Linked DNA regions of Homo sapiens: region 2 is linked to region 1. Evidence: read pairs that join two places in POLR2A ChIA-PET (ENCODE). Cell type or tissue: Panc1. All regions are shown on one strand. Each heading gives the region's core, and the rest is flanking DNA. Links, peaks and the distances in the headings are about the cores only.

The links. Peaks named below come from ENCODE experiments on the same cell type or tissue, not always from the same donor. Only the 100,000 strongest peaks of a DNase experiment are listed, where the experiment ranks them.
Region 2: POLR2A ChIA-PET joins it to region 1 with 6 read pairs; 4 of 35 experiments call an interaction of 5 or more read pairs at or near these places.

What each region holds. Positions count from the first base shown.
Region 1 is chr3:149,499,241-149,504,625 of GRCh38, reverse strand. It overlaps TM4SF4 (transmembrane 4 L six family member 4), which reads right to left. Exons shown (of 5, transcript NM_004617.4): 5 at 1,232-1,950. The coding sequence ends at 1,933. Among named protein-coding and RNA genes, the nearest start is that of TM4SF4, 27 kb to the right of the region's middle. RefSeq lists a silencer at 2,610-2,904. In Panc1, for the core only: no CTCF peak of the experiment used is centred there; a DNase peak (open chromatin) is centred at 2,815; H3K27ac peaks cover 5,000 bases.
Region 2 is chr3:149,594,590-149,599,974 of GRCh38, reverse strand. The region is part of intron 2 of WWTR1 (WW domain containing transcription regulator 1); the gene reads left to right. Among named protein-coding and RNA genes, the nearest start is that of WWTR1-IT1, 55 kb to the left of the region's middle. In Panc1, for the core only: no CTCF peak of the experiment used is centred there; no DNase peak of the experiment used is centred there; H3K4me3 peaks cover 549 bases; H3K27ac peaks cover 5,000 bases.

The sequences.
Region 1 (5,385 bases), core at 315-5,314:
GGTGATGTTCTAAGGCAATGGTTGCTCAGAGTAGCTGGTTTTCGACATCACCTGTTGTGCTTTAAAAAATGAAATGACTGGCAGGGTGCGGTGGCTCATGCCTGTAATCTCAGCACTTTGGGAGGCTGAGGCGGGCAGACCACCTGAGGTCTGGAGTTTGAGATCAGCCTGACCAATGTGATGAAACCCTGTCTCTACTAAAAATACAAAAATTAGCCAGGCGTGGTGGTGGGTGCCTGTAATCCCAGCTACTCAGGAGGCTGAGGCAGGAGAATCTCTTGAGCCCAGGAGGCGGAGGTCACAGTGAGCCAACATGGCTGCGCCACTGCACGCCAGCCTGGGTGACAGACAGCGAGACTCTGTCTCAAAACAAACAAACAATAACAACAAAAAAAAAAAAAAGAAAAGAAAAGACTGACAAAAAAAACAGACTTCCATGTCTCATGCCCCGATTTGCAAATGCAGTGAGTCTAGGCTGTAGCTCAGAAATCTGTAATTTCAGAACATTTCCTAGGTAATTTTGATGATCAGCCATGTTTGAAAACAAATGGTCTAAACTGAATCGAAACACCGTGTGTGTGTGTGTGAGTGTGTGTGTGTGTGTGTGTGTATAGTTCCCGCAACGAGATCTTCAGTGTATCTGCCTTTCTTGCCTCTGCCTATTAAGTTTCAGATGTCAGACACAATCCCTGATCTCATAGAGTTCTCATTGTAGTGAGGGCAAAACTACAGCGTGTAACTCTTTGTATCTTCAGTGCCTAGCCCCGCGGGGGCCAGCACACAGTAGGTGATCATTAATTACTTTATTGATGGCTTTGACAAACCCAGTTTTCAGTGTGCCTGACCTACGTGGTGCAGCCTATTAGCTTGGCAAGGGCAGAAGGGAGACTTTCTGGCTTGGACTTCCCTGAGACCCTTCTTATTGCACACAGTCACGTTGGCAGCACACAGGCCTTTGCTTCACCCTTGGCAACTTCAAAATTTCCAGTATGACTGGTTGTCTCTCAGGTGTCCTTTTACAGATGGGGAAACTGAGACTTTGAAAATAACTGTCCCGGGACCCCTAAGCTGGTTTGTGGTGAAGTTGGGGTTTGAACACAAATCAACAGAATGGATCTGATGCCCTGTTAGTGCCTGACTCATAAAGCCAGTTAGTCTTAATAAGACACATAGAATACTAATACTTATTACCTTAACCCTGGGCAATAGGCTGACAAAATTATTACTTAAATCAATTTTTTAAAAACTTTTTTTTGTTTGATCAAAGGAAGCATTTGTAGAAAAGATGAGTTGTTATTCATTCAACGTTTTGTCCCCCCTCCTAAAACACACACAATCTTTGTTACGTTACCTCTGAATTCAGGTTTTAATTTAACATACATAAAAGAACCCTAGCCATGATGACAGCCTCAAAAGATCAGTCACAAGCAACTCAAGCAAGGCAGCAAAAAAAGACAACAAATAACAATACTTAGGATACATCAATCATTCTTTTTCCTCTTAAAAACAGAAATTGGTCTTAGTTTCTCATTTTAAATGTGCTTTCTTCCTTTGATTTATGTAAAACTTCCAAAGATATAAACATCTTTATATACAAAGAAGTAGTATGGCAGTACATGTGACTTTATACATTTTACATTTGTAATAAAAAAATCATGAAAAGTATGCTTTGAACCTGTTGGTAAATTCTAAAAAGGAACTAATTTGAAAGATTTATAAATCAAATTTGTTAAGTGGCCAAACTATTTTTTATTTGAAAATAACAAAATTCTAACTCGAGCAAAGCTGGTTGGAAAGAAGGAATAACTGCCTTTTCTAAGCTTTATCAGCTAGGAAGCAGATAGGAATTAATAATTCCAAGAAGAGAAGAAGTTTTATGAAAAGAAATTGTAGTCGTCATGCTGTAGAGTCTGAGCAGCTCATCTCGGAGGTTTAAACGGGTCCATCTCCCTAGAAGGTAGAAAAGGTGAATTAACTATGATGTCATGATTTATGTAAATTTTTGCTTTTCCCCTCCTTCCCATCCCCATCACCTGCCTTCCTCCTGGCTCTTAATGGTTGCCTATTGAATGTTTCCTATACTTTTCTGGCTTTGTTTCAGGGCTTTACTCTGGCACCCACCTGTGTTGAGGTTATAGGAATGGAAGCTTCATTTTGTTTTGCATCATGTATTTATTTATTTAGTCCTCAAGGAAGTTACATTTTATTTATTTATTTTTGTTTTATTTTGTTTTTAATTTTTTTAAATTTCAATAGCTTTTGGGGTACAAGTGGTTGTTGGTTCTGTGGATGATGAATTAGGTACTGATGAATTCTGAAACTGCAGTGCACCCATCACCTGAGGAGAATACATTGTATACAATATGCATCATTTATTTAAAAAAATAATTTGGTAAGAGGTGCTGAGAGACCAAGTGCTATGTGGAAAGCCACCACTAACAAGTAGGAGAGCTGGGATTTGAACCAGGGAGGCAGAACCCAGAGATTGTGTTAAAGGAAACTTGAAGCTATGCTACCTCACTGACTTTCATAAGGTTAGTAAATAACATTCAATGCCATTTACTGAGCCTTCTAAGGATTCAAATGAATTCATGCTTGTCACCCTGTACTAGGCACTCCATTGACAACCGTAGGAGTAGGTATTAATAGCCACATTTTACAGACAAGGAGCAGTTGAGGGCTACTGACTGGGCCAAGACCACACAGCTGACATTCAAACCAGGTCTCATAGCATGTATTTTAAGGCACATTCCCAACTACCACTTCATTTAAGGACTGTGCCAGGCTCAGGAAGCTCTCAGTAAATACTTTCCGCCTGAATGGATAGATGTTGATCTTACACTCTCTCCATAAGTTAGGCAAGAGGCAGTTGGAATAACTGAGACTATGAGAAGTTAGTCAGCTTGCTGGAGTCACTCAGCTAGTAAGCTGTGGAACTAGGCTGAGAGCCCAAGTCTTTCCTCAGTGTCCTACTGGGGCAGGAATGCTGACCAGCCCCATGAGAGGCCAGCTGCCCAAGAGAAAGGAATCTTCAGCAGACTGACTTTAAAACTGCAGCTCTTGTGCACTGAAATATTTAGTAGTGAAACTTTGTGATGTCCAAAAATTACTTTCCAAGAGTCCAGAAACAGAGAGGGTGAGAAAATATTAAGAATTTTGTGAACATGGGTGAAAGTATACAGGTGTTCATTGCACCATTCCTTCAACTTTATGTAGATTTGAAGTTTTCAAAATAGAAAGTTGGAGGAGGAGTGGGGAGAGAGACAGAGAGGAGAGATGAAGGGAGGGAGGAAGAAAGGAAGGGAAAAAAATGGACAATTCTTGTGTGTACATTCACCCTCTGTGAGTCTCTGGTGCCCATGCACTGATAACCATGGAGTCCATCTACTGTCTTTCAACCTATCGAGTGACTCAGTTATTAAGTTCTCCAAAATATGGTATCCAAATAAATGAAACTCACTAAAAGGAACCAACGTGCTGACACCTATGAATGTGTTTTTAAATTGAGAGATAATTCTCAGATTTAGCAAAGTATTATCAACAATTCAAAGAGTAATCATATTTTCTTTCTTTCTTTCTCTCTCTCTCTTTTTTTTTTTTTTTTGGAAAGGTCTTGTTCTGTTATCCAGGGTGCAGTGCAGGGGCAAGATCTCAGCTCATGCAGCCTCAGCATCGTGGGCTCAGCTGATGCTCCCAGCTCAGCCTCCTGAGTAGCTGGGACTACAGGTGCATGCCACCACATCTGGTTAATTTTTTGTATTTTTAGTAGAGATGGGGTTTCACCATGTTGCCATGGTCAAGACCAGTTCAAAGCTGGTCTTGAACTTTTGGGTTCAAGTGATCTTCTTGCCTTGGCCTCCCAAAGTGCTGGGATTACAGACATGAGCCACCATGTCCAGCCAAAGTAATCATATTTTCAATAAATCTTGCAAAGAAAATTTACCACCCAGCTAAAATATGTAGAAACTGAAACTTCAATATATAATTTAGCAAACATTCATTCACTTTGGATGAATTACAAGATATAAATGCTCAATATTTTCAATCACTATCATAAAAATAATTTTGGTGGATTACTAGTTGGTAGTTGCTTTTCCTCTCTAGTATGTTTAAAGACCAAAACATTTGAATACAATACAGTAGAACTGAAAATTTGTAGAATAAAAATGCAATACACAGTGAAATTTATTTGTAATACACACATTTTACTGCTGATTTGGGGGACTTATTTATATTTTTCATTGAAAAAAGTAATATATAATTATTAAAATTTTTTAATACTATAGGCTAGATTAAAGGAAAAAAGTCAGTCTTCTTACCTAGAAATAATGATTATTTAACTTTTGGTTGGATTTCCTTTAGTTTTTTGTTTTATTTTTCTATTCACAGAATTTTGTTTTTTCCTCCTTGTATAATTGTATATTAAGTACAATTTTTGTATCCTGCTAATAACAGTATCTCATAAGGATTTTCAATATTACTGCAATTTTGGGGGAAACATTCTTTTAAGATAGGGAGAATAAAATAATAAAAAGAGATACTGTGACAAGCTATATAAGAAATTAGGTAACCTTACCTAGGTGAGGAGATTGGAGGGAACTGGCTGGATAGAAGACAAAGGCCGGAGGGAGACTTTCCAACTGAATACCTTTATATATTTCTCTGTGTGTGTATACATGTACATATTTAGTTTTTGAGTTATATACATGTAATGCTTATTTAAAATAAATGTATTTATTTATTTATTTATTGAGACAGGGTCTCACTCTGTCACACAGACTGGAGTGCGGTGGTGAGATCTCGGCTCACTGCAACCTCTGCCTCCCAGATTCAAGTGATTCTCGTGCCTCAGTCTCCTGAGTAGCTGGAGCTACAGGCATGTGCCACTATGCTTGACCTTCTTATTTAAAATTTAAATAAAATAATTTGAGTCTTTTAAAGTTTTACCATAATATTAAGTGAATAGACCTTTATTTACATATATTTACATAATCCCCCAGTTAGGGAACCCTCAAGTTTTATTTTTTTCTTCATACATCAATCTGTGCTTGTAATAACTTTGTGTATGTGTGTGAATAATTGCCTAATTTGATTTGGGTATTAGTTGAAATAATCAGACTGTCTTACTGTCTGCAAGTCTGTTTTTATTTTTAGTAATTTGTTGTTGGTATTTTACAATATTATTTAGAGACTAAAGCCTGAGTGATTTCCCTTTTTTCTTCCCATATAAGAACTACCTCTTTTTCTGTATCAGAAATCATATCAAATATAGGTTTTGCATTGGTATGTTCTGTTCATCTGAGGAAGTGAGAACATGCCAGCCCAGACCGTGATGTACTATCGCTGACACTGTACCCATATGACAAATGCTCACTTCAGGTGGAT
Region 2 (5,385 bases), core at 258-5,257, 95 kb before region 1:
TTCATTTTTACAAATTGTTGTACTATCATTATTTATTTTGAATATTTTCAGGCCAATGTTGGTTGAATCCCAGGATGTGAAACAGGTGAAGATGAAGGGCCCATTATATACCTTGTCGCTATTTAAAGATGTCTCAAACTCTTGGAATTTTGATGTTTTTGAACATGTAACTTAATGGATCCTCCTTCATATTATTGTAGTTTCTCTTAATACTAAAGTAGATATTATTGCCTTGGTGTATTTTACTTTTAAGTTTAAAAAATTTTTGATTTAATGATACTCTTGAGGATTTTAGTTTGGGATATTACCACTGTCAAAGCTGGCAGGTTCTTCACTTGATTAAGTCTTATTTCCACTCAACACCATTTAAGTAGTTTGAGACTGGTTATAATGAGCATTGGTACAGGACTGGCCCCTCTTTTCAGTCAAGGTCAGTTGGCAACAGCTATACACTGTTTCTTTATTTTGGAAAGGTTTTGCTTGCGCAAAGACTTACTCTTTTAACCAAATCCTGCTTTTCATCTGTTTTTGATGGCAACAGACCATATTTCCCAGCCATTTGCAAACAGTGCCTGTCTGGCGGGATTTCCTGGACACAGCCCTTGACAACCATTACTGGCCAACTTTTGAACTTCAGTGTTTAACCTGGTTATTTGTTCTGTGTTTTCTGCCATGGGCCATGGGAACCATAAGCTTATCCTTTTGAGACTAGCAGAAGGTCCAAGAACAATCCATTTGCTAATTGGACCCATTGCTTTCCCCAGCCCATTAACCTTCATGAATCAAATCTTCCTTCCAATATCCAGCTATTCATCTACAAGTCAGTACTATGCAGAGTGATACTTTCTAACCAAGGTGCCTATGGTAGACCTTGGTCATTGCCATTTTGGAATCTTTACCTTATGGACTGATATAATCCAAACATGTCAGTGTGTCATAAAAATTGGTTGGCCAATTAAAGATAATTTGATAGTGCAAATATCATTAAAATTGTTCTTATGTACAAATAATAATTTAAAAATCCATATATAATGACTTACAAGTAATAAGGCCGTACTTTTTTCACTCTAAAAAAAATAAGCAAATGATAAAACATTCATGCTCTTTGACCCAGTGGTACTGATTCTGGGGCTCTAGCCTAAAGAAATAACTCAAAACATTGAGAAAAGCTTATGCTTATGGATGTTTGTTGAAGCATTATTTGTAATGAATAAAGAAAAATATAAATATCTAACAGTAAGGAATTGTTAATTAAATTATGATGTTGATGAAAGTTTTTAACGGCATTTGAATATTGTTATGATGTTAAATGAAAAAAAAATGGAATACAGCATTTTCCACAATATGGTCACAGCCATGGAAAAAACATGCATTAGAAAAAAGACAGAAACCAGCCAGGCACAGTGGCTCACGCCTGTAATCCAAGCAATTTGGGAGACACTAGGAGACACTAGAAAGAAGATTAAAGAAAATTTCAAGAGTGCTTGGCTTGAGTGCCAGTCAGACTTGGGTCCAAATTCCTACTCTTTTACTTATGAGCTATGTAGCTTCAGGCAAGTCTTTTAAACTTTTGAGCCTCAGTTTCCTCATTTATAAGATGGGGATAATAATTTTTCCAGGATTATTGTGAGTATTAAATGAGATAATGATACAAGTAAAATTCTTGATAATCTATAGGCAACCAACAGCTGGATGGTGGCAAGTACTAATTCGTAGCTTCAAGATGTTCTCAGTTGTATTCTTGACTTTGGCATTCTTCTGTTACGTTTGCACTGATTTTTGACATGCTGCTAGGAGACAGGTAATGTGAAGGATCTATTGGGGGGTTTGCCTTTACGGCTTTTCTGGTACATTGTAGGTCAAACACCAACACCTGTGTTAGGCCCTGTCACATATTCAGGGACCTTCACTGTTCACCTGAGCTTAACCAACAACACTCACCTGCAGGCATGCACTTGAGTACAGATGCTGCTTGTTTTGAGTGAAGCAGATACAGAAAATCTTTAACTACAATCCCATTTATAAAAGGGTGGAGCTTATTTCTTTTAAAAAATAATCATTCCAAAAAGATTTGCACAGAATTAATTTTCAAAGGGTGACCTCTCTTGTGCATTTAAAATGTGATTCAAGCAAACCAAACAAAAAAAGGATTCGGCCTACACTTTCAGTGGCACGAAGTAAAGTGCACTTGTGTCCAAGGTTGGACTCCTTGCTTTTCTTCCAAGCATCTTTCCCAGTCTCATCATTTACTAGTTTATATTTTAAACTTAGCTTCAGAATGCTTATGCTGATGTTAATGAGTCTATCTTCAAATGCTATTTTAGTTTATCTTTTTTACTTTATTTTATTTTTTTTTGAGACAGGATCTCACTCTCACACAGCTCACAGCAGCCTCACCCTCCCTTGAGCTCAGGTGATCCTTCCACCCCAGCCTCTCGAGGCACTGGGACTTCAGGTGTGCGCTGCCACGCCTAGATAGATAATTTTTCTTTTTTTCTTTTTTTTTTCCTTCTTCTTCTTCTTCTTCTTTTTTTTTTTTTTTGTAGAGCTGGGGTTTCACCATGTTGCCCAGGCTGGTCTCGAACCTCTAGGCTCAATCTATCACCCATCTTGGCATTCCAAAGTGCTGGGATTACAGGCTCCTGGCCTATTTTAGTTTCTCTCTGTTCTTTATAGTGGATCCTTAAGGCATAGAGAATTTTAGGAAGAGTATGAGCATGGAATAGTAAAGTCATTGTTGTCAGCATACGACAGAGGGAAAGTCACTGAGTCTTTTTGATCCTTGGCTTCCTTATCAATAAAATACTAATATTGGCACTGTTTACCTAACAGTTATTGTGAAGCCAAATCACAATAGCTAACATTTATTAAACAATTATGTGTTCTAGGCACCATGTTAAGAGCTTTGCATGCTTTATTAACTTTAATTTCAGGGTAACTTTATGGAGTAGATCATTGTGTCCTAATCATAATGGTAGCTAATATTTATTGATAGTTTTCTATCTGCCAGGTTTTGTTCTAAGGTCTTTGTGTGTCATAGATATTGGTAGAAAATGGAGGCACCAAGAGATTAAGTAATTTGCCCAAGTTAATTTAAGTAGAAAGTGTAGGAGCTACTATTGGAACACAATCTGATTCCAGACGTCTTAACCACTGTGCAATATCTCCACTGTATAGATGTAGAAACTGAGAAATAGAAGCACAGTAGCTTATCCAAAGTCACACAGCTAGTAAGCGGCAGATCTTACCTTCAAACAAGATTCGCCATTGCGCACATCATTATCTGTTATGCAACATGGCTTCAAAGTCTGAGTGATGGCACCAGGTACTGCTCTGAGTGCTCTTCAGCCTCTGTCCTCAGAGTCAAGAAAATGTGTACCAGTGGCGGGTCCACTAGAAGATCCACTGCACTACGGCTGTTGCCTTGTGTATTCAAATCCACAGTTCCTCATGTCCTGAGGTCAGCGAGCCACAGAGAAGTGGGCTCACCTTTTCTAACTTAATCAGTGCACTGACAGAGGAACAGGTTACAGAGGGATTTCTCTGGGAAAGCTGTGGTGCCAGGGCTTGCTTGTGCCCAGCAAGGGAATTAGAAATGCCAGGGCTAATTCCCCAGTGGAGAATGATTCAGAAGAAAAATGAATTCCTGAAGGCTGTTGTGTTATCAGTGCCAGGTCTGAGAGAGCAGGGCAGGAATATGATGGCTTGTCTTTGGAAAACATCCAAACAACTTTCAGTTTCAGAACAGACTTCACTACTTCTCTTAGAACACTTACTGTCCTTTACTGTAATTTTTGTTATAACTGGAGGATAGAAGGAAATATGCTATTTGATTTTATGTACAAAGAATTTTGAGTCCATTGAGCTAATAATGTCTCCCAAGACAATACCAGTTTATGGAGAACTTGGTTTTTTGTTTTTGTTTTTGTTTTTTTTTGAGAGATGGAATCTCACCATGTTGCCCAGGCTGGAGTGCAGTGATGTGGTGATCTCTGCTCACTGCAACCTCCACCTCCCGGGTTCAAGCGATTCTCCTGCCTCAGCCTCCCGAGTAGCTGGGATTACAGGTGCGTGCCACCATGCCTGGGGTAATTTTTGTATTTTTAGTAGAGATGGGGTTTCACCATGTTAGACAGGCTGGTCTCGAGCTCCTGACTTCAGGTGTTCACCTGCCTCGGCCTCCCAAAGTGCAGGGATTACAGGCATGGGCCACCGCGCCTCGCCCAATTATGGAGAAATTTGAACCATAATATGAATGTTAATTTGGGAGGAATTCTACTGCAGTTCATTTTGGAAACTTGAACCAAGTAGGAAGGATTTTATTGTTAAAAAAATCTGATCACATTTTATGTAATAAAATGTCAAACATGCAAGGAGAGAGTAATAGGGTAATGACCCACCATATACCCCTTGCCTAGATTTAAGAATTGTTAACATTTGGTATATTTGTTTAATATGTTATTTAATAGTAGTATTTTCAAGCAAATAAAATATATGATATTTTACTCCTAAATACTTAAATAGTTGCCTCTAAAAAAGAAGAACATTTTCTTACATAACAAAATTACTATTTACATGTGTGACAAAATCAACAATAACCTATTTTTTTCTTTTGTTTTTGAACATTTTCAAACCTGAAAAAATGTTGAAAGAGAGTTTGCTCTTTATCTAGGTTCAGCAATTGTTAACCTTTTTCCAAAAGAAGTTATAGGCAAGGCTGGGCGCGGTGGCTCATGCCTGTAATCCCAGCACTTTGGGAGGCCGAGGTGAGTGGATCACGAGGTTAAGAGATTGAGACCGTCCTGGGCAGCATGGTGAAACCCTGTCTCTACTGTAAATACTAAAATTAGCTGGGCGTGGTGGTGCATGCCTGTAGTCCCAGCTACTAGGGAGGCTGAGGCAGGAGAATCGCTTGAACCTGGGAGGCAGAGGTTGCAGTGAGCCAAGATCGCGCCACTGCACTCCAGCCTGGCAACAGAGCGACACTCCGTCTCAAAAAAAAAAAAAAAAAAAAAAAAAAAAAAGTAAAAAAGAGGTTATAGGCAATATGAGATTTTCCCTAAGTACTTTAGAATGCATTTCCTAAGAATAAGACATTCTTTTATACCATAACAAATTCTATTATTATACCCAAGAAAATTAACCTTAGTACAATAATATGACCTAATATTTAGCCCTTATTCAAATTCCCCCAGTTGTTCCAAAAATGTCTTTTGTAGCTCTGTGTGTGTGTGTGTGGTGTGTGTGTGTTTGTGTGTGTGTCTGTTTTCCCCAGTGCAGGATCCAATCAGATTCACATATTGCATTTAGTAATAATTATGTTTCTCCTGATTCAAAAAGTGTCTCTCCCCTTGACCATTTTGTTTGTTTTTCGTCTTAACCTGT